2 separate regions of the Homo sapiens genome follow, and region 2 is linked to region 1. The links are chromatin contacts, found by Hi-C in ENCODE. All regions are on one chromosome and are shown on one strand. The core of a region is the stretch at or near the end of the contact, and the rest is flanking DNA. Distances in the headings are between cores, read along the strand shown. Region 1 holds the start of PRICKLE2 (prickle planar cell polarity protein 2). Region 2 has its middle 100 kb from the start of PRICKLE2.

Evidence for each region. A loop is a pair of places that touch in the nucleus more often than their neighbours do. Pooled maps may share reads with other maps.
Region 2: a loop to region 1 is called in a map of mammary epithelial cell, with 2.8 times the contacts of the local background. The contact joins the enhancer-like site here to the promoter of PRICKLE2 in region 1. A Hi-C loop is called at or near these places in 1 of 168 maps with a recorded cell type or tissue (mammary epithelial cell) and 1 of 50 pooled maps.

What each region holds. Positions count from the first base shown.
Region 1 is chr3:64,223,715-64,227,109 of GRCh38, forward strand. PRICKLE2 (prickle planar cell polarity protein 2) reads right to left here and starts at 1,752. Exons shown (of 8, transcript NM_198859.4): 1 at 1,196-1,752. RefSeq lists a silencer at 1,639-1,933.
Region 2 is chr3:64,325,384-64,328,679 of GRCh38, forward strand. No RefSeq gene overlaps it. Among named protein-coding and RNA genes, the nearest start is that of PRICKLE2, 100 kb to the left of the region's middle. Within about 2 kb of position 1,853, at least 13 of the 41 ENCODE cell types and tissues checked have a DNase peak (open chromatin) inside an H3K27ac peak, as active enhancers do.

The sequences.
Region 1 (3,395 bases), core at 502-3,001:
CAAAATATGGTAATTATGTCAAAGTTGTGACTTACTCTGGAGCCCTTGGGGACCCTCATCCTGACCCATCTGTGAAAGCCATCAGCAGGCAGTAAGCCTTCTGAGGAGCAGGATTACAGCAGCCAATTTGGCCTCTAGCAAAGAGGCAAGGCTGCTTCATTTAGTTTAAGTCTCACTGAGATGGTTTAAAACACTCTTTGGGAAGAGATGTGCAGGCAAAGCAAATCACAGCCTTACCAGCTGCAGATTCAGTACACGGCAGTCTATGTCTACATATTCATGGCACACTGGAGCCCTCCCCTGACTGTGCTCATACATGCATTGATATGGGAAGCAGAACTCTCTCACTGGGGAAATAATCTATGTGCCTAAGTTAGACAAGAGCCACATTTGGACCAGCGGATGGCATCACATCTGGTATGGATCGCTAACCTCAGTGTGATTTGGCCCAGCCTGGATTATTTATGATTCATAAAAGTCCCACTGGACCCCAGCATAGTCCAAGACCACATAACAAAAAACCATGGGATTAAAAATCTGTATTTCATTGCAAGACCCCCATGGCAAATTAGTAATGCTATGATTGGTTTTCGAGAAGCCAAGAGTGAGGAGAACTAACTATGATCACTCCCTCAAGAAACCCAGCATAGAGGGCAAACCGAATCATGTGTTCAGCCAGGCTATGCAGTCATATTCTGAAGCTCTGTCACCATTTCTAATCTGAAAGCAGTGTCTAAAATTAAACCTAAATAATTTGAAAGCCATTTCTTTACCTGGAAGTCTCAGCTGAGTCCTTGTTCCTCAGATCCCCTAATGGTTTCTGACATCATGTGTTGAAATGACTACTGTACATGAACGCTATCAGGTATTTGGTCTGTTAGCCCCTTTCCCCATATTATTATGGTTTTTTAAAGAAAGCTACACTTTTAGAGAAACGCTGCTTCTTCTTAAGCATCAAGATTTAAGCGTTTCTTCAGGACTCCCTAGAGCTGTGACATAACACTTTGTAATCGAGCTTTCTAATCAGCATAGAAAAGGCAAAAGGGGTCGCAGGGCCACCAAAAATGCTACCTGGCCAAGAAAACGAAGACCCAATATCCTCCCCCAGTGCAAAGGCCCTAGATCTGGCTTTCTCATCCTCCTTAGAAAATATACTGCTGTTTAATTTGTGAATTAGAGCAAATTTCTTACCCACCTCCAGGGAGGATGAAATGCCCAGTCTCGGAGGAAGCTTCTGCCAGACCCTTGGAGCTTGTCAATTGTCCCAGTTCACTTTCTCCCTGGATCTGACTTCTAAGAACGCAAGCAGGACCTCAGGCAGCCAAAGCATCTTCTCCTCAAACCCCCTTTTCAGTCTGAACCCTTCCTGAAGCTGGCAACAGACTCAAGCCGAGCTGCTCCACATTCCCTCAGGGAAAACAGCACTGCTGGATCCAGACTCTGCTGGGGAATTCACCAAGCAAGAGAAAAAAAGTATGACTTCTACTCTTCCTCTAGATCAGCCTGAGTGCTCAGATCGCCTTCCGGAGGACCCCCAGTTTCCTCTTAACTCCCCTTCTTCATGACAATCTGAAGGAAGAAGTCATAGACTCCAGCCCAGCGTCACCAGCTGATCCTGAGCCAGACCCGGGGTGACTAGTCAGCTGCTCACAGAGCTCAAGCCACTGAACCAGGAAATGTGCTGCTTGGTCAAAAAATAATAATAACTCTCGGTGGCGCTGCTGGTGGTGCCTGAGAAGTCGCTGTTGCAGTGCTTGCATCCTCCGCATGCTAATGAAGCTGTGATGTCAGCAAGTCAGTCACGGCATCTGGACGTCCCATCCTGCTGCCCAGTGCTGAGATTTATTTACATGTAAATTAGCCTTGCCTTCCAAATCAATAATCCCCAAGCCAGGGAGAGGGGAAGGAAGCCTTTGCTGGATGCAAAGGCCCAGCTACGTAACCTCCAAATGAGCATGAAAAAAATCACATATAAGAAGAGAGGCTTTAAAGACACATGCCTATTTTTTTTCTTCTTAAAAGCTGTGCTCTTAGGTGCCAAGGTTCAGATCTGGGCACAATTATCAACCTGAGCGCCTGTTTCAGATTATATGCTGCACCAACCTAGGAGTGGAATCAGAGCACTCTTTTTTTAATTAAATGCTGTGTCAAGCCTTCAAAAATGCCTCTCCTTTTTTTTTTTCTTTCTCTTCTCTCTTCAACTTTCATTTTCGGGTGTTGCTTGTTTTTTGGCCTGAGACTATGTCACCTTTGAGTTTTTGTGCACCTCGAAATAAAGCACAAGTGACTCCTTTCCTCACGTGCTTGGGTGGTGAGTCAGTCAGCTGCCCTTTAACCCCTTACCCCAATTCCAACTGCATGCAGAAGAAGACAAAGCATAAACCTTCCCAGGGCATCTGAAGACCCTGAGACCCTCAGAGAGCATTGCTTCCATCTCCTCATTTTACAGATTAGAAAATGGAGACAACTGGAGAAAGGACTTTTCTAAAGTCACACCAGGATTTCAGCAAGGATGGGTCAGAATCCACATTTCCTAGACCTCAGATAGAGCTTTTGTTGAATACCTTTGGGGTCTCCGAGCTCCATTTTTATACACCACTAGGCGGCCTAACCAAGCAATCTGGAAGAAAGGAATCTATACATTTGGAGAGCCCTGTGTTCAAATCCTGCCTTTCCTTCCTGCTAGCAGTGTGATCTTAGGCAAGTAACTTAACTTGTGGGATCTTCAATAACCTCATCTGTACCATTCACTCATTCAATAAATATTTACTAAGCACGTACTCTATGCCATGCACAGCTCTAAAGGCTAGGTATAAACACAGTCTCTGCTTTCAAGGGCCTTATGGGCTACTGCAATTAAAGAAAGTAAAATATTGAATAGAACTATGGTGAAGATTAACACAATATCACATACTCAATAGCTATTTCTGATATTTTGAATGAAGTTAGAAAAATTCACCGAGGCATACTATCTACTAGGCTGATCACTGTTCCTAGCATCTGAGTATTTCCATGGTCATCTTTAATTGTTTAAAATCATATATTCCTTCAATGCTGCCTGTGCAGTATCCCGGGCCAGGAGAGAGGCAAGAGCCAGGCAATATTCTGGACTCTGTGCCTGTGATAAGGAAGCACTGTGAGTGAAAGTAAAGGGTGAGGGAAAGGTTGGGGAGGCTGGGAGGGAGGAATATTCCATCATGCACAGAAGTGTCCCAAAGGACAAAGCAGCTAGCACGGCTCCTTGCCCACACTCCCCCGCCTGGGGAACCCACTCTGATGAGCTCTGCCCTTCCAGCTGCAGTTCCTGAAGCTTCAAATGAATTTCTTTGTTGGATGTGGGGAAGTTAAATTATGTCTTTTGTTGTATGTAATTGTATTAATAATGCTTAATAACT
Region 2 (3,296 bases), core at 603-3,102, 100 kb after region 1:
ACGTTCAATATCATTATAGCCACTAGGGGAATGCCAATGGAAACCACAAGAGAGACCACTTTCCATACACTAGAATGGCTATAATTAAAAAGATAATAACTAGGACTGATGGGGATATGGAGAAAATGGAACCCTCATTCATACATAATGGGAATGTGAAACGGTGTAGCTGCTTTGGAAAACAGTTGGGCAGTTTCTCAAACGTTAAGCATAAAGTTACCATACAACCCAGCAATTCCACTCCTAAAAAAATACCCAAGAGAAGTGAAAATAGATGTACACACAAAAACTTGTACATCCATGGTCACAGTGGCATTTCTTCCTAATAGTAAAAGAGTGGAAGCAATACAAATGTCTATTGGCTGTGGCATAACCATCCAACGGAAGATTATTTGGCTTAGGTAGTAAAAATGAATGACATATTGATACACACTTGATATGGTTTGGCTGTGTCCCTACCCAAATTTCATCTTGAATTCCCATGTATTGTGGGAGGGACCCAGTGGGAAGTGATTAAATTATGGGGTCGGGTATTTCCTGCACTCTTCTTGTGATAGTGAAAATGTCTCACGAGATCTGATGGCTTTATAAGGCAGAGTTTCCCTGCACAAGCTCTCTCATTTTTTGCCTGCCACCGTCCACATAAGATGTGACTTGTTCTTCCTTGTCTCTCACCGTGATTGTGAGGCTTCCCTAGCCACTTGGAACTGTAAGTCCAATTAAACCTCTTTCTTTTGTAAATTGCTCAGTCTGGGGTATGTCTTTATCAGCAGCATGAAAATGGACTAATACAATACTACAACATGGATGAATCTTGAAAACATTATGCTAAGTGCAAGAAGCAAATCATAAAAGACTACAGATTGTATAATTCCACTTACATGAAATGTCCATAACACACAAATCTATGAAGATGGAAAGTAAATTAGTACTTGTCAAGAGCTTGGAAGAGGAAGAGAGTGACTGCTAATAGGTATGAAGTTTCTTTTTCGGGTGATGAAAATATTCTAAAATTAGATTTGTAGTGATGCTATTTACAACCCTGTGAAGATGCTTAAAAAACAGAACTGTATACTTTAAATGTGTAAATTGTATAAGTGAATTTTATCTAAATAAAGCGCCTTAAAAAATATATACAGTTGACCCTTGAACATCGCAGGGGTTAGGGGTGCTGACCCCTGGACAGTAAAAAAAACTGCCTATAACTTTTGACTCCTCAAAAATTTAACTACCAATAGCCTATTGTTGACTGGAAAGTTTATAGATAACAGAAACAGTCGATTACCACACATTTTATAGTTATATGTATTATAAACTATATTCTTACAATAAAGAAAGCTAGAGAAAAATTGATATTAGAAAATCATAACGGAGAGAACATATATTTACTATTCATTAAGTGGAAGTGGATCATCCTAAAGGTCTTCATTCTCCTTGTCTTCACAGTTAAGTAGTCTGAGGAGGAGGAGGAAGAGGATGGGTTATTCTTGTCTGAGGGATGGAGAAGGCAGAAGAAAATCTTCCTATAACCTGCAAAGTTCAAACCTGTGTTGTTCCAGGGCCAAGTGAATGTGTGTGTGTGCGTGCACACGTATACAATTATGTCTAAAGTGTTTGCAGGAAGCTTTTCCCCCTACTTTTTAATCTTTCTAGCATGAGATTTCTTTCTGTTTGCTGCAACTCAGAGATAAGTCTCCATTTTCCCTTCTAAACTTTCTACTCTAGACCTCTGGCCTAGTAGATAGACAAAGAAAGGAGACAAGAAGCATCACTCTTCTTCCTTCCAGCGTCAGTTAGTATCAAGTCACTCTGTGTTCCTTCCTCCCACACTGGGAACGTAAGCGCAAGGCACTGACTGATCAGCCAGGACCAAATTGTCCCTGGGCAATGATCACACGTACAGAATCAGGCTCGAAACTGCTCTCAGAGGCAGCTTGCCTCTGAAGCATCTGCTTTCTTAGACGAATTGGGAGTTTCAGATGAGGAAAGAAGAAGCCAGGTTTTTAAGGGATAGAAAGTGGTTTATGTGCTGCTGAGGAGAAAGGAGGAAAAAAGAGAAAAAGGAGGGGAATGGAACAGGCAGGGAGGAGAAAAGGGACATGTACAGGAGGCAGGAGCAGTCACATGATGATTTAGCCTGTCCAGCATCCTGTCCTATTCCTGGAAATAGCTGTCTGATTTTCCAAGGGAAAATGCTCTTTCTCTGCGTCAGTCCACTTGGCTTGGGTGGGGCTGAAGCTCAGCGCCAAGGGAGGTCCCGTGACCCTGGTCTCAGCCAATCAGTGCGTTCATTTTCTTTCACATCTTGATTAGTTCAGGGGTGAGCACATGACCCAACTGGGCCAGTGAGATTCAGGCTCAGGATTTCCGTTGGAAGTTCAAAGAAGAAGAAGAATCTATGAAGATTTTAAGCCAAGAGCAGCTGTCAGCAATCTAGCTAGCACAAAAAAGTACTTGCCTGATAATGCAGATAAGAGAGGAGGTTTTATCCCATGGTAACATATGGGACTCTGGGTCTAGAAGCTAGAATCCCTGACAGTTTGAGCTACTTTGTTCGTAACTCCTCTTGTGCCTCCTCTGTCCTTCCCCCCAACTTAAACCAGTTTGTATTAGTGTTCTGCCCCTCGCAATATAAAGAATTCTGCTTAACATGGAAGGCAATCAGTAGAGTTCCCCCAGTGCTTCCCTTAATGGTCACCCAGTGACAGCAACACAGTCTGTGATGGTTAATTTTATGTGTCAACTTGCCTAGACCACGGTACCCAGATATTTGGTCAAATATTATGCTACATGGCTCTGTGAAGGTATTTTTTTTTTGATGAGTTAACATTTATATCGATGGACTTTGAGTAAAGCATACTATTTTCCATAATGTGTATCGGCCTCATCCAATCCATTGAAGACCTTAAAAAGAGAAAGACTGACCTCCTCCTAAGAAGAGGGAATTCTGCCAGCAGACCACTTTGTCTCAAACTACAACTCTTCCCTGGTTCTCCAGCCTGCTAGCTAATTCTGCAGATTTCGGACTTGCCAGCCTCCATAATCACATGAGCCAATTCCTTAAAATAAATATCTTTCTCTACACATTTATGTGTGTATACATATCCTATTGGTCTTGTTTCTCTGAACAACCTCCACTAATACGCAATCAAATGGTTATCCCAAGACAACGTGCAGGATTTCAGAGTTTTAGGTAGGAAGAACACAATGTTTGCATTCCTTTCCCCAACTTTACCTCCATCTTCAACAATAGTCATACCCACTGTACACCAGGTTCTGTGTAACATCTTTTGCTT